Regions from separate parts of the Homo sapiens genome. Here regions 2 and 3 are each linked to region 1. A link is an interaction called in ENCODE POLR2A ChIA-PET data of the cell type or tissue named here. Cell type or tissue: CD4-positive, alpha-beta T cell. All regions are shown on one strand. Links, peaks and the distances in the headings refer to the core of each region. The heading gives the core; the rest is flanking DNA.

Region 1 (7,520 bases), core at 1,993-4,492:
GTTTAAAATCTTGGTGCAGACATCCTTTTTTTTTTTTTTTTTTTTTTTTTTTGAGACAGTCTCGCTCTGTCGCCCAGGCTGCAGTGCAGTGGCGCGATCTCGGATCACTACAACCTCTGCCTCCTGGGTTCACAGCATTCTGCCTCAGCCTCCCGAGTGGCTGGGACTACAGGCGCCTGCCACCACGCCCGGCTAATTTTTTGTATTTTTAGTAGAGACGGGGTTTCACCGTGTTAGCCAGGATGGTCTTGATCTCCTGACCTTGTGATCCGCCGGCCTCGGCCTCCCAAAGTGCTGGGATTACAGGTGTGAGCCACCGTGCCCGGCCATTGCTGCAGACCTCTTTTAACCAGGTCTTTTGTAGGTTGCGGCTTGAGTGGCTGCTTTGCTAGTTGCTCCTCCTAGGCCCCTCTCCAGCTTTTAGTCAAAGCTGTGTCCTCCCTCCTTCCCCCTTTGCCTTGTTTTCCAGCGTCCATCTGGTCTGCAGCTTGCAAAGACCCTGGTCCAGGGGGTTCCTGTGTAACAGTACAGACCTTGTGTGGCCGGGCGCGGTGGCTCATGCCTGTAATCCCAGCACTTTGGGAGGCCGAGGCAGGCGGATCACGAGGTCAGGAGATCAAGACCATCCTGGCTAACACGGTGAAACCCCGTCTCTACTAAAAATACAAAAAAATTACCCGGGTGTGGTGGCGGGCGCCTGTAGTCCCACCTACTGGGGAGGCTGAGGCAGGAGAATATCATGAATCCAGGAGGTGGAGCTTGCAGTGAGCCGAGATCACGCCACTGCACTCCAGCCTGGGCGACAGAGTGAGATTCCGTCTCAGAAAAAAAAAAAACAATGTAGACCTTGTGGGTCCCAGGTCTGAGGCCAGGAGGAGACACTGACCACATGCCCTGCTAGCAGGCCTCATGAGCTGACTTACGCTGGGGCCAGTCCTGTGGCTGTGTTCCTGACGTTTAGCCACTCTCTGTAAAAAGCCTCCCTTGTCCTTGCATTAAAAATAAAACAAGCCAGGTGTGGTGGCTCTCGCCTGTAATCCCAGCACTTCGGGAGGCTGAGGTGGAAGGATCATTTGAGGCCAGGAGTCTGAGACAAGCCTGAGTAAAACCTTGTCTCTATGAAAAATACAAAAATTAGCTGGATGTGGTGGTATTTGCCTGTAGTCCCAGCTACTGAGGAGGCTGAGGTGGGAAGATCGCCTGAGCCTGGGAGATGGAGGCTGCAGTGAGCCATGATCGTGCCAGCGCACTTCAGCCTGGGTGACAGAGCGAGACCCTGTCTCAAAAGTAAGACTACCTGGGAGTGGGGGACCACCAGGTTGTCTAAGGAGGGGTGAAAACCGAACAGATCAAAACTCCCATGCTGATCAGTAGTGGGATTGTACCTTGGAATAGCCACTGCAGTCCAGTCTGAGCCACATAGCGAGACTCCATTTCTTAGGAAGGTAAAAAAAAAATAAAAATAAAAATAAAATAAAAGTAAAATAAACGTCTCCCCAGACTCCCTCGGGTGGGTGGAGTCTCTGTCCTCTCCCGGCATCACTGGCGTGGACCCTGCACCCTGCTCTCACGTGTGACTGTGGGTGCTGTGTGGCGTGTGTGCTGAGCTCTGGGGAGTGGGAGTTTGGGAGGTGTCTGTGTTTCCTGTTTGTTTCATGTTTCCTGGGGTCCCTCCCCAGCCCCTCTGGGGAGCCCCAGTCTCCGAGCCCTGTGAGCCATGGGTTTGCAGGTGAGGTGGCCGGGGTAGGGGAGTGGTCATTGTGGCCAGCTTCCTGAGGGGTACGGTGTTTAGGGCCCAGAGAGGGTTGGAATCACGATGCCCCCAGTTGTCCTTACCTCTGTCCCGGACTTGGCACTGGACCCGCCAGGGGGCCTTTGGTGAGGGTTTGCTGAGGAAGCTGAAGGAGGGCCCGCGTGCAGCATAGTGCTGGCTCGTCTGTGGATGGCCACGCTGAGTTGGCGCACATAAGGGGCAGCTGCTGCTGCGGGGCCTTCAAGGTGCTATCCTTGTCAGGACTTTTGTGGATGCAAGTGACAGAAAAACATTTGGTCTGGTTTAAGAAAAGAAAACCAGAGACTTACTGGTGTAGATTCAGAGAAGGCTGGGTGGCCTGAGATTTCTTCCAGGGCCTGTGTCATCAGGGTGGGGATCTCTGTGGCTTAGCCTCCCATCTCCCTCAGCTGGCCCTGCTCCAGCGCGTGGCCATCCGGCTGGGTCCGGAGATGCTTGGAGGCCGTGTGTCTTCTCTTTGTGGCCCCATTTGGGGCGGGGGCCTCCCGTCCTGCAGCCAGGCCGCAGAGACCTGGAGTAGGAGGGAGACGCTTCCCCGAAGAGAACCTGAGGGGCTCAGATGCTGGGCCAGGCATGGCTTAGCATCAAGAGCGCAGCTGCAAGGACAGGCCACAGGGGTGCCCAGCATGGCTGCACTGGCCTTGCCCAGGAGCAGAGAGGACATGTGTGGAGGGGCTGGGGGCCCACTTTCGTTCTGCCGCTTTTTCTCTCTAGAGTGTTAGGCCAGTTCTGCAGCTCTGTGAGCCTGGGTTTGCCCCTCTGTAGACTGGGGCTGGAAGCAGTCCCTCGCAGGGTGGCCACGAGGGGTCCGTGATCAGCATGCAAAGGGCTTTACCTGGAGCCGCCCACTGTAAACCCGTCTGCCAGCCGGGGAGTGGGAGAGAAGGCTATAGCCACCATCTTGCACGCCTCCCCAGACCGTTGGTTTTTATTCCACACCAGTAAAGCACTGTCAGCACCTAGTTTCTGCAGTGTGATGAGAAAAAAAATCACAGCTCACTCAGAGGCTCCTCAGAGCACAGAGCGGCCCACGCCAGTGCTGAGGTGCTGGCTGCGCGGATGCATTCCAGGCCTGGGCAGAAGCGAAGGGGTGGGCAGGGGCGCGGGGGTGGATGCGCTCCAGAAAGCTCTGCCTCCCCCGTTTGGCTCCATCACCTAAAGGAGTGGCTGCCGGTGCGCGAACTCCCCATTTCCGGGCTTCATGACAGCCCTTGTGGCAGCAGTGTGGGAGCGTTGCCAGGCAACCCTGGGACGATGACTCCTGTGTGGACTCAGTGGAGTGGGCAGGAAACAGGCTCACAAGGGGCCTACAGTCCCAGCATGATCAGCCCTGACAGGCCCCCCAGACCGGGGAAGGGAGTGTCCCTCACTCTGGCAAGCCCAGGTGTCTGTGGTATCCCTCAGACGGCTGGGAGCTGGAGGCCTAGCTGGGTCCCAGTGGGTGTGAACATGTGCCCCACGTCCCTGCAGCCTTTTATTTTTCCCCCTTTTTTTGAGACAGGGGCTCACTCTGTCTCCCAGGCTGGAGTGCAGTGGCACAATCACAGCTTGCCGCAGCCTCGAACTCCTGGGTTAAGCGATCCTCTCACCTCAACTTTCACAGTAGCTGGGACTACAGGTGCCACAACTACTGGCTGATTTTTTTTTTTTTTTGGTAGAGACAGAGTTTCTCTATGTTGCGTAGGCTGGTCTCAAACTCCCGGGCTCCAGCAATCCTCGTACCTCGGCCTCCCAGAGTGTTGGGATTATAGGCGTGAGCCACCACGTCAGGCCCACCAGTCTGCAGCTTTCTGATGTGTGTGGACGTTTTCACAAAGCCGTGGCCCAGGATTGGCCGCCTTGGCCACCTTTCGCACCCTTTTCTCCTGCACCCTCCAGCCCTCTCCCGGAGGAGGCTGGGTCGGCTCCTGTTGCCTGGACACACAGGGCTTCAGGGTGCTGGTGTTGACTGTGTGTTCTGCCAGCCACAGCACTTGGAGCTTTGTGTTAGGCACGGCTTCCGTTCCATTTTGCCAAATGGGGAAACTGAGGCTCAGGTGGGGTTCTAATTGTAGTGAATGGGTGAGGAGCTAGACTTGATGCCGGCAGCCTTGACTCTGGCCCTGGGCCAGTGCCCTGCCAGCTCCTGGCTCCACCCTTCCTCACTAACAGAGACCACGGCACTTCTCAGCCTTCACAGCATAGCCCCCAGCATCAGTGTCTCTGTCCACCTCTGTCCATGTGTGCGTTGTTGTCCATCCCATGGGACTTGTGGCTGGAACCCCTGACCCTTCCTCGTGAGATGCGGGGCCTAGGTCCGTGTGGACTTGGTCTCCAGGCTTGTGGTTTGTTCAGCAGATGGCTGCCTGCCCAGGGCTTCTTGTGTGGATGGGTTACGTGTGCCATTCATTCTGGTCTGAATGGAACTCTTAGCTCCAGATGGCAGGAAGCTGCGGTAGCCGTGTGCCAGGTGCCTGTGGGTATGGAGTCCCTGCTGGGTGGGGACATGCCTGGGAACGCCAGGGTGCTGCCAGCCTTTGCCGTGTGTCCATGTCCACATAGCCTCCCTGGTTCGCAGTCGGGTACTTTCTTGACACTGATGTTTGTCCCCGTCCCCTTCTCCTGACTGCTGTCTGTGGTCCGCTGTAACTCCTTTCTTCTCGTCTGTATTTTTGGTAGGAAATTCGCTGTGTTGACAAATGTTAGGAAGAAACATTTCCCTCGGTTCCTTAAATAATAGTAATATTTGGCCGGGCGCGGTGGCTGACACCTGTAATCCCAGCATTTTTGGAGGCTGAGTTAGTCGGATCACTGGCGGTCAGGAGTTCGAGACCAGCTTGGCCAACATGGTGAAACCCCGTCTCTACTAAAAATACAAAAATTTAGCTGGGCGTGGTGGCGGGCGCCTATAATCCCAGTTACTTGGGAGGCTGAGGCAGGAGAATTGCTTGAACCCAGGGGGTGGAGGTTGCAGCGAGCCGACATCCTGCCACTGCACTCCATCCTGGGTAACAGATCAAGACTCTGTCTCAAAAAAAAAAAAAAATCATAATAGTAATACTCACAACAACTGTAGCAGCCACCACAGGCAGTGTCTCTGTGCTGGGTCTGTCGAGAGGACTTCATTTGCGCTTTATCCTTGAAACCCATGCGGTAGCGTGGTATTGACCCCATTTTACAAGGAAAGAAGCCGAGGCTCGGAGGGAGGAGGGCCTGAGATGAAAGCCACCCTGGTCACTGGGGTGGGGACGTGTGCCCCTGCCCTGCTTCCGCTGCCCACTTCACGGGGGGACAGCAGGGGAGAGGAGACATCCTATGTGTCTGTTGGTTCTGAGCATTGCTGTTCAGGGGCGGGTGCTTGGCTGCGGGCTCAGGGTTCCCTTGTGCTGGGCCAGGAGTAGTCCCACCTGGACATCCGTGGGGGTGGTTGCTGCAGACATGGAGGGGCTTGTCCCTTCCTCATGGGTCTTAGTCAGTGAGGCCTGTGGTCGGTCTTGGGAGGCAGGAGGCTCTCCCCTCACCCAACTGCCCTTGCCTGGGCTGGGCCTGCCAGGCCTTTCCTATTTGATGTTTCATCCATATTTTGTTTTTGTTTTTGAGACGGAGTCTCACTGTGTCGCCCAGGCTGGAGTGCAGTGGTGTGATCTCGGCTCACTGCAATCTCCGCCTCCCGATTTCAAGTGATTCTCCTACCTCAGCCTCCCGAGTAGCTGGGATTACAGGCATGCGTCACCATGCTTGGCTAATTTTTGTATTTTTAGTAGAGACAGGGTTTCACCATATTGGCCAGGCTGGTCTCAAACTGCTGACCTCAGGTGATCCGCCACCTAGGCCTCCCAAAGTGCTGGGATTACAGGCGGGAGCCACGGCACCTGGCCTTGTTTTTTTTTTTTTTTTTTTTTTTTTTACACCTTTATTGTGTTATAATTACCATCTCCTGCAGCTCACTCGTGTTAAGCGAATGATTCGCTGGCTTTTAGAATGCTCACAGTGGCACAGCCAGCATCTGTTCTTTCAGTAAATCTTCATTGAGAAATAAATGATTCTTTTTCTTCCCAGAATAAACAGATGCATGTGTCCATTGCTGTTCTGTGCCAGACACCGAGGATGTCATGGTGACTGGAGAGGCAGGGTCCCTGCCCTCTATGGAGGGAGTCAGGGAGCCTGATGGTGGCCGGTGGCTTTCCTGGTTGCCAGGGTATGAGCAATAGAAGCCCAGGGGCGAAGTGCTTCCTGAGGCCCAGAGAAGGACGTGGCCTGTAGAGAGTAGGGCGAGACCCACAGAGCAGTGCTGGGGAGCAGGGGTCTGAGAGGATGGCACTGTGCTGGGCTGACTGCTGGGGCCCTGGGGGCCGTGGGGAAGAGGGTGGCCTTCAGCCTGTGCACAGCAGGGGGTGGGATGAACGCAAGAGGAAGCTTCTCTTTGGACTCAAGCCAGCCTCGTGGTCTCCCTTGCTTGCCTTTTGTGTTTGCTGGGGCCAAGTCCGGTGCCTTCTTCAGAAAGTTACAGGGAGTTGCCCAGTGACCAGCACTTCCCCTCAGAGGCACGCACCCGGGAGAACTGAAAACGCGGTTCAGGCAGACACTTGCGCACCGGTGTCCAGTGCAGCGCTGCTCACCGTAGCCAGGACACAGGCCCAGCCCGGTGTCCGTCGCAAAGGAACGCGTGCACAGCGTGTGGATATCCACACAGTGCCTGTTATTTGGCCAGAAAAAGGAAAGCAGCACCGATGCGTGCTGCACCGTGGGTGAACTTTGGAAACATACCTAGACACAGAAGGTCACCTGTTGTGCAATTCCATGTAAATGACAGGTCCAAAAATGGCAAATCCCTGGAGACAGGAAGCACATGGTGGCTGCCGGGGGCTGGAGGAGGGGATGGGGAGTGTGTGGGTGCTGATGGCTACGTGTGGGGTTTCCGTTTGGGGTGATGAAAAGTTCTGGAAATGGATGGTGGCGGTTGCATGACATTATAGATGTACTTTACTCAACGCTGTTGAAACGTAGTTAAAATGGCAGATTTTGTGTTGTATCTGTTTTAACACACACATAAAAAAGGTGCCAAGCCTGGCATCCGCCTTCCCTGCCATCTCGAGGCGTGTCCTCTGAGCTCTGCTGCTGCCTCCTGCTCCTGCCTGCTTTGTCCAGCTCATTTGTTGACCGACTCCAGGCTTCCAGGCTTGGCTGTGTGGGTCCTGACCATTCTTGGCAACTCTCTCCTCAGCTGAACTTTGACCTGGACCGGGGCGTGTTTCCAGTAGTCATCCAGGCTGTGGTGGACGAAGGAGATGGTGAGTGCGTCCTCTTCCGTCCTCCTGGGCGTGCAGGCCGTGCAGGGAGGAAGCACGTCTTGAGGGAGGAGTGCTTGCAGCAGTGATGAAGCAGGCCAGGCATAGGGCCTTGGGCTTCCCACAGGGCAGGGTGTGAGCAGCTTGGAGTCCCGGGCAGGTGAGGAGGTGGAAAGTGCAGGAGGGCAGGTCCCAGAACAGGCTCAGGACTCTATGGACTCTGTGCAGGCTGAGCCCTCGGTGCCGCAGGCCTACCAGGGTCGGGGAGGTGAGATGCCTGGGTGGGGCAGGCCCCGACTCTGACTACTCTGCCCCTCTCTCCCCAGCAGTGGTGGAAGTGACTGGCCACGCCCACGTGCTCTTGGCTGCCTTTGAAAAGGTAAGTGCCATCTGGCCATCACTTTCCCGGGGACCTGGGAGCTGGGCAGGGGGTGGCCTTTTGAGACGAGAAGCCTGAGCAG
Region 2 (7,520 bases), core at 4,982-7,481, 130 kb after region 1:
ATTCGAGGCTAGCCTGGGCAACATGGGGAAACGCCAACTCTACAAAAAATACACAAATTAGCTCGGTGGGGTGGCACGTGCCTGTGGTCACAGCTACTCAGGAGGCTGAGGCAGGAGGGTCCTTGAGCTTGGGGAGGTCAAGGCTGCAGTGAGCCATGATCTCGCCACTGCACTCCAGCCTGGGAAACAGACTGAGACACTGTCTCTAAATAAATAAATAAATAAATAAATAAATAAATAAATAAATAAATAAAATGAAACCAGGGCCAGGTGCGGTGGCTTATGCGTGTAATCCCAGTGCTTTGGGAGGCTGAAGCAAGTGGATCACCTGAGGTCAGTAGTTCGAGACCAGCCTGGCCAACATGGGGAAATCCCCGTCTCTACTAAAAATACAAAAATTGGGCCGGGTGCAGTGGCTCACACCTGTAATCCCAGCACTTTGGGAGACTGAGGTGGGCGGACCACCCGAGGTCAGGAGTTTGAGACCAGCCTGGCCAACGTGGTGAAACCCCGTCTCTACTAAATAAATTCAAAAAAGTAGCCGAGCGTGTTGGCGGATGTCTGTAATCCCAGCTACTTGGGAGGCTGAGGCAGGAGAATTGCTTGAACCCCGGGAGGCGGAGGTTGCAGTGAGCAGAGATTGTGCCACTGCACTCTGGCCTGGGTGACAAGAGCGAGTCTGTCTTAAAAAAAAAAAAAATTAGCCGGAAATTGCTTGAACCCAGGAGGCAGAGGTTGCAGTGAGCCGAGATTGTGTCACTGCACTCTGGCCTGGGCGACAAGAGCTAGATTCTGTCTCAAAAAAAAAAAAGATCACACAGCCTGGCTGTTCCAGGTCTGGGGTGTTTCCCAAAGGTTGAAGGGGGAGGGGCACGGACAGGAGGGGACAGCCATGGCTTGGCCCCCACCTTTGAGAACCCACCACTTGTTGCGGGCACAGTGGCTCATGCCTGTAATCCCAGCACTTTGGGAGGCCGAGGCGGGTGGATCATCTGAGGTCAGGAGTTCAAGACCAGCCTGGCCAACATGGTGAAACCCCATCTCAACTAAAAATACAAAAAAAATTAGCTGGGCGTGGTGGCGGGCGCCTGTAATCCCAGCTACTTCGGGAGGCTGAGGCAGGAGAATCACTTGAACCTGGGAGGTGGAGGTTGCAGTGAGCCGAGATCATGCCATTGCACTCCAGCCTGGGTGACAAGAGTGAAACTCTGCCTAAAAAAAAAAAAAAAGAGAGAGAACCTACCAGTTGTCATTGTTGATCTGGTCCCCGAAGCCGGGCGTGTCCGTCACCGTCAGCTTCAGCTTCACACCCTTCTCCTCTATGACTGTGGAGGGAGAGCAGAGTCGGGAGAGACTGGACCCAGGTGGGATGGGGTGGGGCAGGGTGGGGTGAGGTGTGGGCAGGGGCTCACTCACCATGGGTCAGTGAATGCAGCTGCAGCGTCTGGGGTGTGGGCACCCCCAAGCCCGGTGGGTTTGACTTCCACACTTTGGACTTGAACAGCGTGTTCACCATCGTGGACTTGCCCAGCCCGCTTTGCCCTGGGAGTGGCAACCGGATGACAGCAGTTAGGGTGGGCGTTTTAGGCAGTTTTTCTCTAACTCTTTACTTTTCTATTTTATTTTTGGAGACAGGTTCTCACTCTGTCACCCAGGCTGGAGTGCAATGATGCAATCCCCGTTCACTGCAGCCTCGACCTTCCCAGACTCTAGTGATTCTCGCACCTCGGCCTCCCTAGTAGCTGGGACTGTAGGCACACGCCACCATACCCAGCTGATTTTTGCACTGCTTTTTTTTTTTTTTTTTTTGAGACGCAGTCTCGCTCTGTCACCCAGGCTGGAGCGCGATGGTGGGATCTCGGTTCACTGCAAGCTCCGCCTCCCAGATTCACGCCATTCCCCTGTCTCAGCCTCCCAAGTAGCTGGGACTACAGGCGCCCGCCACCACGCCTGGCTAATTTTTTTGTATTTTTAGTAGAGACGGGGTTTCACCATGTTAGCCAGGATGGTCTTGATTTCCTGACCTCATGATCCGCCTGCCTCAGCCTCCCAAAGTGCTGGGATTACAGGCGTGAGCCACCACACCCGGCCTTGCACTGTTTTTTAATTTTTAAGACAGGGTCTCAATCTGTCACCCAGACTCAAGTGATCGCAGCTCACTGCAACCTCCACCCTCAGGTTCAAACGATCCTCCCACCTCAGCCCCCCAAGTAGCTGGGATTCAGGTGCATGTCACCATGCCTGGCTAATTTTTAAATTTTTTTTGTAGAGATGGGGTCTTGCTGTGTTGCCTAGGCTGGTCATGAACTCCTGGCCTCCAGGGATCCTTCTGCTTCAGTCTTGCTCTGTCACCCAGGCTGGAGTACAGTGGCGCAATCTCGGCTCACTACAACATCTGCCTCCCAGGTTCAAGCAATTCTCCTGCCTTAGCCTCCTAAGTAGCTCCTAAGTACAGGCGCCCACCACCACGCCTGGCAAATTTTTGTATTTTTAGTAGAGACGGAGTTTCCCCATGTTGGCCAGGCTGTTTTCGAACTCCTGACCTCAAGTGACCCTCCTGCCTTGGCCTTTCAAAGTGCTGGAATTACAGGCTTGAGCCACCATGCCCGGCCTCATTTTTGTACTTTTTGTAGACATTAGGTTTTGCTAGTCTCAAACTCCTGAGCTCAAGTGATCCACCCACCTCAGTCTCCCAAAACCCTGGATTATAGGTGTGAGCCACCGCTCCAGGCACATTTTTGTCTTTTAATGACTCAGCATTTCTCAAATTTTCAATGACAACATCCCTGTGAGGTGCTATTATCAGGCCCACCTAAGAGATGGGGAGGGGCGACAGGCTGCCAAAGGTGAGGCCACACGCCCAGGCACGCGTAGCACTGTGGGTCTGTCCTGCCGTGGGCCCTACCTCTCACTCACCCACCACCATGATGTTGAACTCAAACCCCATCTTCATAGCCTTGATCTTCAGCTGGTCCAGCACAGCCTCAATGCCCACAGGACCAAGCATCTCGCAGGGTGGGGTGCTGGGGCTGGAGGGCTGCGAGGACAGGCAGGGAGAGGGGGAGCGCCTCAGGGGGTCCATGGGGGCCAAGGGTTCGAGATGCCTGTCACCAGGTGGGTGGGGAGAAGGGGGTCACTGGGGCTCAGAGGAGCCCACATTGACCTCTCCTATCTGAACCCCTATTTGAGCTTGGCCGTTGGCCAACCCCCTCCACACTTCATGCCTCTGGTGTACCCTAAGTGCCTGTAGTCCCAGGGGTGTGGCAAGGGTGCCTGTGGGGAGCTGTTTCTGCAGGGTGCCTCAACACCCATCCAGAGAGGCTCCGCTGCCCAAGGGTCTGCCCTGTCCCCACCTACAGCCCAGGCAGGGGCCTCTCAGGTCGCTTCCCCCAGCAGAGCCTGGAGGGCCAGGCAAAGTCCAGGATGGGTGTTTGCAGCCAGGCTGGAGTCCTGGAGGGGCTTCAGGGAGTGTGTATGGGGTGAAGTGGCTCCCGTCCCAGCAGGAAACTTGGGCAGGGGGCTCAGGAGGAGGTGCCCCCACTTTCCCCAGGGGGACACACAGCAGAGTTGATAGAGAGCGAGAAAGACGGCACAGGCATGAAGGTGACGGAGACAGAGAGAGAGAGACCAAGGTCAGGCAGGGAAGATGGCTGGGAGGGAGCGGTGCGAAGAGCCCACGGGGGGCAGAGAGAGAGAGAAGCAGCCTGCTGTGACACCTGGTGGACGTGGGTCCTGGTGGAGCTTCCAGGAGCTGCCTTGTCCTGGCAGGGCCTGGTGTGTGTGATGGGGGAGGGGAGAGGGTGACAGTTAACCGAAGAATCTGAGCTCCATCTGCACTTGCTGTGACCCCCACCTGGAGGCTTCTCTGCAGCAGGAGCAGGAGCTGTTACCCTTCTAATCCCCACAATGACCCCAGCCTAATAATACAATAATCCCCAAGTAGAACCAGGGGCCCAAGGCCCCCTCGTCAGCTGGGCTCCCACCTCCAAGCTGACGCCCTCAACCACTCTGCTGGGGTGAGCAAACCCAGGCCCCACAGCTGGCTAGCGGGATATCCGTGTCCACGATTGGCGCCATGTGTTTTAAGTTGCAGCGTCAAAAACATGAAGAGATTGCTTTAGCAAATATTTACCCAGTCCTGACTCTGCACATGGCATCGTTCTAGGAGCCCAAAGATGTTAACTTGTTTAATAATCAAGCCCTGTGAAGTAAGTGCTGTTACTACCCCAAGCTGATAGATAAGAGAGGGTCAGGTGAGGAGGTGGCAGAGTCTCTGCCGCTCTGAGTCTGTGTGCTCACCCTCTACTGCCTTTTTCTGGTTTACAGAAACATCTAGATTTCCGGTGTATCTTAGAGGTTATCACCCTGACTTGAGATGCCCTCTTTAAATAGGCCATGTGCTTTCCAGACTGTGGTCCTCACCCCTGCCTTACTGTCTCTCTGATAAGCTGTTTCTTTTTTTGTTGTTTGTTTTTGAGACAGCCTCGCTCTGTTGCCCTTGCTGGAATGCAGTGGCGCGATCTCGGCTCACTGCAACCTCCGCCTCCTGGGTTCAAGCAATTCTCTTGCCTCAGCCTCCCAAGTAGCTGGATTACCGGTGTGCACCACCACGCTAATTTTGTATTTTTAGTAGAGAAGGGGTTTCACCACATTGGTCAGGCTAGTCACAAGCTTCTGACCTCAAGTGATCCACCAACCCTGGTCTCCCAAAGTGTTGGGATTAGTGAGCCACCATGCCTGGCCTTTTTTTTTCTTTTTTCCTTTTTTTCTTTTTTTTTTTGAGACGGAGTCTCGCTCTGTCACCCAGGCTGGAGTTTAGTGGCATGATCTCGGCTCACTGTAAGCTCTGCCTCCCGGGTTCACGCCGCTCTCCTGCCTCAGCCTCCCGAGTAGCTGGGACTACAGGCGCCTGCCACCACGCCCGGCTAATTTTTTCCTATTTTTAGTAGAGACTGGTTTTCCCTGTGTTAGCCAGGATGGTCTCGATCTCCTGATCTCGTGATCTGCCCTCCTCGGCCTCCCAAAGTGCTGGGATTACAGGCGTTAGCCCCTGCGCCCAGCCCTTTTTAAAATTTTTTTGAGACACGGTCTCACTATGTTGCCCATGCTGGTCTCAAACTCCTGGGTTCTAGTGATCCTCTCACCTCAGCCTCCCTAAATGCTGAGATTACAGACGTGAACCACCATGCCCAGCCTGATAAGCTGTTTCTTATACCAAGTCCATCTCACACAGTTAATTCTTTCTTGTTTCCTGGTACTTGACTTCACAAGGCTTAGGCATTCCTGTGTCCTTGCTATTGGCAAATGTTTTCTCTTTCTTTTTTCTTTCTTTTCTCCTTTCTTTTCTTTCTTTTTTTTTTTTCTTTTTTGGGACAGGGTCTCACTTTGTCACCCAAGTTGGAGTGCAGAGGCACAATGACAGCTCACTGCAGCCTCGACTTCCTGGGTTCAAGTGATCCTCCTGCCCCAGCCTCCCTAGTAGCTGGGACTTCAGGTACGTAGACCATGCTGGGCTAATTTTTTTACTTTTTGTAGAGATGAGGTCTCCCTATGTTGCCCAAGATTGTCTTGAACTCCTGGGGTCAAGGGGTCCAGCTGCCTCAGCCTCCCAAAGCGCCACCACACTCAGGCTGGCAAGTGTTTTCTGTAAAGGGCCAGATGGTCCCTATTTTAGGCTTTGCTGGTCCTAAGTTCTCTGTTGCAACTACTATGCAACTTTTCATTGCAGTGAGAAAGTCGCCACAGACAATAGGTAAACAGATGGGCGTGGCTGTGTCTAAGTAAAACCGTATTCACAGAAGAAAGGTGGCCGTGGTTCCAGCTTTCCTGAGCCCCAGGCCGACTTCTGCCCTTTGCTGTCCACTACCTTCTGCCAGTTCTTCCTTCTGGGGAACTCCCGCTCCTTCCTGGAGGCTTAACCTTAAAGGCTTAGAGGCTAGGGGTCAGCCAGGTGCGTTGACTCATGCTTGTAATCCCAGCACTTCAGGAGGCCAAGGTGGGCAGATCACTTGAGGTCCGGTTTGAGACCAGCCTGGCCAACATGGCGAAACCCCATCTCTACTAAAAATACAAGAATTAGCTGGGCTTGGTGGCGGGCACCTGTAGTCGCAGCTACTTGGGAGGCTGAGGCAGGGAGAATAGCTTGAACCGAGGAGGTGGAGGTTGCAGTGAGCCGAGATCGTGCCATTGCACTCCAGCCTGGGCGACAGAGTAAGACCCTAGCTCAGTAAATAAATAAATAAATAAATAAGTAAGTAAATAAATAAAGGCTTAGAGGTTAAGGGTGGGCCAGGCAGGGCCCAGGGTGGCAGGGACGATGGGGCACAGCCTGTCCTGGACCACAGTTTGTTGTCCAAGGTGAAATCTTGAAAACCACAATTCCACAGCCCTTGAGGGATTCAGCACGGGGGCCTCTCCCATAAGCAGCTGAGGATGTGGTTAGTGGATGAACAAATGGCTCTGGTGATGGTGACGTGTGGACTGCGTTTGAGCAGTAGACGTACCTCTGGGGATGTCCCCTAAGGAAATGCGCCTCTGTGCAGAGAAAACACTTTCTCCAGGAAAATCCTCCCATGTGAGCGATGGTCTAATTCTGAAAATCGTGGCGGTGAGGGGAGGAGCCTCACTGGGTGCCAGTAGGGACTGCACCATGTAAGTGCCGTCAAAGGAGTAGTTTGCAGAAAGCATGCTGTCATCTGGAAGGTGCTCCCGGTGGTGTTGACTGGCAAAAGCCAGGGAAAAAACGATCTATGCAGCGTGACTATGGTGGAAGAGGACAAAAGCCTGGATGGAATCACACGTCAACACGGCGATAATAGCACAGGGCATTCAGTGCACGTTTCTGTGAGCCTTCCATCATGCTTCGACGGCTCTGACATCGATGATCAGTTCATTTCATCCTCACGACACTGGGAGGAGGTGGATACTATTAACATACCCATTTTACAGATGAGTATACTGAGGCAGAAGGGCTCAGGGAACGTTACTCAAGCTCACACATTGGTGGGTCTTATGGCATGCAATCGAACCTGGGTCCAGAAGTCTGACTCACCGGAACCACTCCCTGCCACAGCCTCCTCCTCCTGTTACTGTCCTGCCTGGGACTGGGCGGGGCTCTGTGACTTTTGTCTTTTTTGTTTTCTGAGACACAGTCTCACTCTGTCACCCAGGCTGGAGTGCAGTGGCGAGATCTTGGCTCCCTGCAACCTCTGCCTCCCGGGTTCAAGTGATTCTCCTGCCTCAGCTTCCCGAGTAGCTGGGATTACTGGCACCAACCACCACGCCCGGCTAATTTTTGTATTTTTAGTAGAGACGGGTTTCGCCATGTTGGCCAGGATGGTCTCGAATTTCTAACCTCAGGTGATCTGCCCACCTCGGCCTCCCAAAGTGCTTGGATTACTGGTGTGAGCCACCGCGCCTGGCCTGACTTTGTCTTTTAACAACTTGGTGGTTTCCAGATCTTCTTTAAGAGATAGATACGACTTTCATAATAGTAACAACAAACATTAGAAACAAGGTAC
Region 3 (6,753 bases), core at 3,330-5,829, 230 kb after region 1:
GGTGAATAATCAACTGTTTTGTATACCTAAATACCAGTGAGATAATAAGCGAGACTTGTAAAGCACTGAAACTAAGGCTAACAGCAGCACAATCCACTATCAAAGGATTTAAATGCCAGAACTGTGAAACATTCTCTGTAGGTGCCGGGACAGTCTGGTGGCTGACAATTAACGTCCACTCCAGCACCGAGGGCTGGACACTTGTGGTTTCTGTTCACCTTTCCTGGCTTGGAGCCCAGATCTGTCTCATGAGCAGAGTAACTACTGAGGAGGCTTCTCGGATGGAAAGTTGGTTTTAAGCCAGAAATCTGGAGAGATGTCATGCCAGGCAGCAGCCCCCACGGGCCCAGGCCTTTGTGGGGCAGTGTCACTGTCTGGTGTGCCACCAGTACCCATGCTGCAAGGAGTGGGCTTGGCTGCTGTGGTTGGCTTGTCCTTCAGTGGTTTTCAGATTGTGTGCAGTTATCATGAGGAGTTTGTTGCTGGGAGTGTACAGGAAAAGGGAGGAAAAGGCATCGCAGTTGTCCAGTCATTGGAGGATGAAGTACGTCACTCAGGGTGAATGATGGTTGGGACGAGAGTTGCCTGTCTTCAGCCAGTGCCTGTCTCATATGTGGGCGGGACTCTGAGCAGCCTGGCAGCGAGGGTATGTATAAAATGCTTGGCCTGCACCAGGGCAAGGGAGAGGACGACACCAAGGAGGTCACTGCGTCGTAGGAGAGGGCCAGCGTCTGCCGTTACGAAGAGTTGCAAGAGCTGTGCCTACTTCTGCCCAGATACCAAGACCGCCAGCTCCTGGATGGACATATCCTTGTTGACATAGCGGTCATACTGAGCAGGGGTCAGCCTGCCACTCTGCAGGGCCTCTTCGATGGAGAACTTCTTGCCAGACTTCCTGTCGTGTATCACTGAGGACTCCCCATTGGGACCCTTCACTGAGATCTCCTCCCAGTCGCACTCCTGGCTTCTGAGTTTCACGAACATGTTCCAGTCAATGAGCCCGGCACGGTGGGCTTCCTCCGGGGACAGCTCGCGGCCTGTGTCAGGGTGGATGACTACGATGGAGCGCCGCAGGTGGTTCTCCCGCTGCTCCCGCTTGACGGCCACGGAGCCCAGGCGCTTCTGCAGCTCGTCGATCTCGAGGTCTTTGTCCTTGGAGAGCCTCTTGAGGTCATCCAGTTCCCTCTCCAGGGACCACAGTCTGGAGTCATGGTTGGTCCCAGAGTCCGCCACGGTCATGTTCCGCAGGTCTCGTGTTTCCGTCGCTGCCATGTTGATTTCCGATTGGAGCCTTCGGGTCTCCAGCTGCAGGTTTTGCCTCTCCAGCTGTAATTTGTGGTTCTCTTCCCTCAGAAAGTCTAGTTCCTTGGATGACTTGGAGTTATGGAATTCCAGCTCCGAAAGCCTGGCTTCCAGCCGGCTCACCTCGACGTCCAGCTCGCGCTTGCTGCGGCTCTCCTCCTCCAGGCTGCTCTTGAGCCTCTGGATCTCTTGCTCGGTGTCGCCCTTCTCCACCTGGACACTCTCGGAGAGCACCACCTTCTCCTTGACCTCCGCCTTCTCCAGTGCAGCCAGTTTCCTCCGGAGGGTCTCGAGCTCCCCCTCCAGGAGCTGCCGCCGGTGCTGCTCTTCTTCCAGCTGGAGTCGGAGCAGGGCATGCTCTCGCGCCTGCTGCGGGTCCTGCTGCAGCACCACCTTCTGCGTATGGGTTACCTTCTCACGGGCCTCAGCTTCTTCCTGCTCCAGCGCTGCCAGCCGCTGCTGCAACCGCTGTACCTCGCGCTCGGCCTCCCTGCGGGCCTGCCGCTCGCGCTCTAGCTCCTCCAGCTGCCGCTCAAGCTCGGTGCGCCGGCGCTGCAGCCGCCGCAGCTCTGCCCGCAGCTTGTCAATCTGCCGCAGCTCCACATCGATGCTCTCGGCAAAGGCGCTCGCCTCGGCCCGCAGGCCTGGCTCCTCCTCATACCTGACCACCTCCTGCTGCACCACCCTTTCCTTCACCCGCGAGAGCTCCTCCTCTTTCCGGGCGATCTGCTCTTCCTGGGAAGCTCTTTCCCTCTCCAGATCCACTTGTTTCTTCTGCTCCTCTGAGAGCTTTGCCCTCAGAGACGCCACCTCCTCCTTGGTTTGAGGGTCTTCTTGGAATTGGAGGATCTCCTGGACCACCTCTTTGGTCTGGACCTGGGGTTTGGTGTCTTTCAGGGCCTGGATTTCCTTTTTCAGCTGGTAGATCTCTAAATCACACCTTTCGATCAGTCTGGTCTTGTCCACGATCTCCTCCCTGAGCCGCTGAAGCTCCTTCTCCATCTCAGGGTCAGTCTTGTACTTAATGACTTCCTTAGTCACCTCTTTGACTTCCACCTGGGGGCCTCGCCTCCTGAGGGCCTCCAGCTCACTCTGGTAGCTCCGGAGCTGCTCCTCGGCACCCCGGTACTTTCGCTCCTGCTCCACAAGCTCCAGGCGGAGGTTCGCCACTTCACTTTCCGCCTTGGGGTCTGGCCGCACGATCTCCCGCACCTTCTCCTGCACCACCACTTTGGCGTTCTCCTCCTCCAAGGCCCATATCTTTCGGAGCAGCTCCGTCTTCTCCCTCTGGCTAGCGCGAGCCTTGGCAGCCTCGTCCTCATATTGGCGGGTGAGATCGCTGACCTCCCTCTCGGTGGCCGCGTCCTTCTCCACCTTGAGCACCTCCTTGACGGTGATCTTGCCCTCGGCCATGGCCCGCTCCTTCTCTAGCCTCTTGAGCTTGTCCTGGAGGAAGCTCAGCTCCTCCTCCTGCTTCTCCCTGAGCTGGTCCTGGCGCTGGTGGTCCTCCTGCAGCTGCTGGTACTCTGCCTCCAGCTGGGGGTCATTCTGCAGTTTCACCACCTCTTTCTCTGTGACCTTCTCCTGCGCCCGGCTCTTCTCTTCAGCCAGGGCGGCCACACGCTGCTGCAGGAGGAGCACCTCTGCCTCCCGGGCGCCCTTCTGCCGCCTCAGTGCCTCCAGCTCCTCCCGCAGCTGCAAGACCTCATCCGCCTGGGCCCTGTCAGGCTCGATGCGCAGGACCTCCTTGACCACGTACTCCTGCCCCCCGTCTCTGGTCTCCTGCTCCAGGGCACGCAGCTGCAGCTGCAGTGCCTCCAGCTCCTCCTGCAGCAGCTGGTTCTTGTGCTGCTCCTCTGCCAGCGTCCGCTGCAGCTGCTGGAAGCTCTCCTCCAGCACGGGATCCGGCACCTTCTTGAGCACCTCCTTCCTCACCACCGATTCCTGAGGCCCCTGATTCCTCAAGGTCCAGATTTCTTCCTGGGTGCTCTTGACCTCGTTCTCCAGCTGCCGCCTCCGCTCAGTCTCCTCATCCAGTTCCTTCCTGATCTTCCACGCCTCCTCCACTCCAGAGTCCGGCCTATTCCTTTGCAGGGTCTCATGGGTCACTTCTACTTCCGGCTGCTGTGATGGAGAAGACAAGACAAGGTTAAAGCCAGGCTCTGGCAGCACATGTAGGGCCTGTCCCCACCTGGTCAGAGTGGCTGTCCTGTGGTCCCCAAGGGACTCCCTCAGTGCCAGTTCATGTTAGTTGTAGAGTTCTAGGGTTACTTTCAAAAAGGATCAAACAACTAGTTTGGGGTTTTTTTTAATCAGGTAAAACATTTTTGAGCTGTGGAAGAGTTTAAAATGAAACCACGGTCTCCCACCTCTGGTCCCCGTCCTAGGGCGTGTCTGTCAGCCTTGCAGATGCTATCTGTGCTCACACAAGAATATCTGTCTGTAGTATGTACCATGTGTTTATCTCTCCTGCACAAATGGTATTCCTGCTGCTCACTGCACTTACAGAGCTCATTCCAGCTCAGCACAGAGAGTGCTGCTTCAGGATTTACCAGCAGCATTGTTTCCGCTCTCTGGACAGACCGCAGTTTAGCCCATTGCTGATGAAGAGTGAACTGCTTCCAGTGTCTTGCTATTAAAAAACAATGCTGTCATCAACATCATGGACTTCAGAAAATAACATTCACTTTCTTTTGTTTCTTTCTTTTTTTCTGAGACAGAGTCTCGCTCTGTTGCCCAGGCTGGAGTGCAGTGGCACAGTCTCAGCTCCCTGCAACCTCCACCTCCTGGGTTCAAGCAATTCTCCTGCCTCAGTCTCCTGAGTAGCTGGGATTACAAGCATGCGCCACGACGCCCAGCTAATTTTTGTATTTTTAGTAGAGACGGAGTTTTACCATGTTGGCCAGGCTGGTCTCGAACTCCTGACCTCAGGTGATCCGCCTGCCTCGGCCTCCCAAAGTGCTGGGATTACAAGCGTGAGCCACCATGCCCAGCTGAAAATAGCATTCACTTTCAGCAGATGTTTACTGAGTTGAATAAGTTCTCATGTCAGTAGAAGCATTGGCTCGGGCCAGTCTTTGCATTGGCCCTGCCCAGAAACGTTAGCAAGGGGACACTTCCATCAATTCACAAACCATTTCTCTAAGACAGAGTCTGTATTTGTCACCTGTTAGAACAGCCTGAAGTAGAATTTCTTACTAAGATCAGTTACCTGTCTGAGGAGATTCAGAGCAAACTCCAGATTCTGCAGCCTCTGTCTGTTGATGGCATAAACTTCAGTGAACTTGGCGGCAAGTGCTGCTTCCTGCAGAGAAGAGGATTAGGAGAGCGGTCAACAAACAGGTGTCAACAGGGTAAGCAACAGAGAGCTAGACAGCGTGGACGTGGTTCTTGAGAAGTGTGGAATTTGGGGGTAGAGGCATAGCTCTTGCCCACTCCTGCCTGGAGTTAGACTGTAGCCTCACCGGTGGAGAGAAAAATGGATCTCGAGGCAGAAGATCCAGGCCAGGGTCTTGGCCACACTGACTTTGAGCAAGTCTTTCTGCCTCTTAGAGCACCAGTGTTCTCTCTTGTGTGTACAGGAGACTAATATCAGCCCTCCACTGTACTTACTGAGGTGAGCAAAACAGGAACTTCCCAGATCCATGGTTCTGACCCTGACACTTCTGTTCAGCTGCATTTTCAAAAATTTTTATTTCTTAAAGACAGAATCTCTTTCACTCAGACTGAAGTGCCATGGTGTGATTGTAGCTCACTGCAGCCTTGAACTCCTGGGCCCAAGTGATCCTCCCTCCTCAACCTCCCAAGTAGCTGGGACTACAGGTTTGCACCACCACGCCTGGCTAATATTTTTGTAGATATGGGGTCCTGCTTTGTTGCCCAGGCTGGTCTCCAACCCCTGGGCTCAAGCAGTTCTCCCACCTCGGCCTCCCAAAGTGCTAGGATTACAGGTGTGAGCCACTGCGCCCGGCCTTGCTGTCTTTCTAGGCATATTGATGTCACTGCCCTAGAACAAGTTCCTCATCTCTTACCAAACCTGTTTGCATGCAGGAGGGCTCTCAGTGGCTTCCCTGTTGTGTGTGCATCTCTGAGGCCAGCGTGTGACACCATGCTCCCTGGGGAGCAGGGCAGCTTGGCCTCCACCTCAGTCCCGAGGCCGCCTGGCCCATGGAACTCACCTCTTCCTTCACTTTGGTGGCAGGAGATTGGAGCCTGGCTCTCTTGCTCACGTGGCTTCTCCTTCCATTCTCCAAGTCGAGAAGAGACCTTAGTTTTTCTGCTTCTAACTCATAGTCCTGCATGAGGGAGAGACATGGCAGAGGGGAGATTAAAACAGCTGAGAAGAGACAGACATGTTCCTGTACCCCTTCAGGCTGACCCAGACCTGCCCTGTGCCATGTGCTGGTTTTATAATCTGCGTGGGTCTTCCTCACAGCTGCACCCTGCAGTGATTTCCAGGAGGTTTTGAGAATTACTGATATCTCAGCAGTACATAGCTCCATCACTCAGTAACATATGAGACAAGAAGTGCCCCCTGAATTCCCCTCCCAGCCTTTCTACATGCCTAGAGATTTTCACATTCTGCTGCTGCTTTTAACATCGTACCATAACCCTGTCTCACCTTGCCACCACCTCTTCTCATGTTTACCAGCTTGCTGACTTTATAATCCATCAGGTGGATGTGTGCTGATTCACGCAGCTTTCCCCTTCCACTGGACACCAGTCCTTTCCAGCGTACTAGTTTTGCTATTGTAAATAGTGCTGTTGCAACAATGTTGTTTATCCTGCATTTTTTTTTTTGTACTTTTTCCTTAAGGATAAATTCCCCCAAAGTGTTTACTGCTTCAGAGTATAAAACCCTTTTACAGCATTCCATGTCTAGTACCATGCTGTTTTCCCAAAAGCCTGTGCCAGTTTGCACAGCAGCCGGCAGTGCCTCGGATGGCCAGCTCCACCCCCATGTGCCAGGGCCGGTGCTTGCTGCTTCTCTGACCAGGGCACGGTGGAATAAGACCCCTGCTGTTTGTGCTTTGGGCGGAAGTTTCCCGGCTCACCTTTACAGCTTGCTGGTACTGCTGGGAATTGGCACAGATCTTCTGTACTTCCTGCTCCCTACTTGCTATCTCATCTAGCAGGTTCTGTAAGACAGAGTTTAAAAATCAAAACTAACCAGAAAAAAAATTTAAAAAAGCAACCATGGATGCAGTAGCTGGAAATCTCAGAATCTGAATTTATTCTTCTCTAGCACAAAGTATGATGAATGGCTCCCTTGTATACATTTTTATTCATTGCAAAAGGCAGTTTTTTTGTTGTTGTTGTTTTTTTTTTTTTTTTTTTTTTTTTTTTTTTTTGAGACAGTCTCACTGCATCGCCCAGGCTGGAGTACAGTGGCGCGATCTCAGCTCACTGCAGCCTTAGCCTCCTGGGTTCAAGCAATTCTCCTGCCTCAGC

Evidence for each region. Peaks named below come from ENCODE experiments on the same cell type or tissue, not always from the same donor. Only the 100,000 strongest peaks of a DNase experiment are listed, where the experiment ranks them.
Region 2: POLR2A ChIA-PET joins it to region 1 with 5 read pairs; 5 of 35 experiments call an interaction of 5 or more read pairs at or near these places.
Region 3: POLR2A ChIA-PET joins it to region 1 with 5 read pairs; 2 of 35 experiments call an interaction of 5 or more read pairs at or near these places.

The regions. Positions count from the first base shown.
Region 1 is chr16:4,657,714-4,665,233 of GRCh38, forward strand. It overlaps MGRN1 (mahogunin ring finger 1), which reads left to right. Exons shown (of 17, transcript NM_015246.4): 6 at 6,996-7,062; 7 at 7,389-7,438. Among named protein-coding and RNA genes, the nearest start is that of MIR6769A, 9.8 kb to the right of the region's middle. RefSeq lists a silencer at 2,895-3,189. In CD4-positive, alpha-beta T cell, for the core only: no CTCF peak of the experiment used is centred there; a DNase peak (open chromatin) is centred at 3,028; H3K4me3 peaks cover 292 bases; H3K27ac peaks cover 2,459 bases.
Region 2 is chr16:4,784,564-4,792,083 of GRCh38, forward strand. SEPTIN12 (septin 12) reads right to left here and starts at 3,782. Exons shown (of 10, transcript NM_144605.5): 1 at 3,717-3,782; 2 at 2,917-3,104; 3 at 1,417-1,542; 4 at 1,244-1,325. The coding sequence starts at 3,082. It also overlaps a transcript of SMIM22 not described here. In CD4-positive, alpha-beta T cell, for the core only: no CTCF peak of the experiment used is centred there; no DNase peak of the experiment used is centred there.
Region 3 is chr16:4,882,622-4,889,374 of GRCh38, forward strand. PPL (periplakin) reads right to left here. Exons shown (of 22, transcript NM_002705.5): 19 at 6,357-6,440; 20 at 5,481-5,597; 21 at 4,514-4,606; 22 at 1-3,426. The coding sequence ends at 763. Among named protein-coding and RNA genes, the nearest start is that of UBN1, 39 kb to the left of the region's middle. RefSeq lists a silencer at 1,554-1,754 and an enhancer at 2,513-3,013. In CD4-positive, alpha-beta T cell, for the core only: no CTCF peak of the experiment used is centred there; no DNase peak of the experiment used is centred there.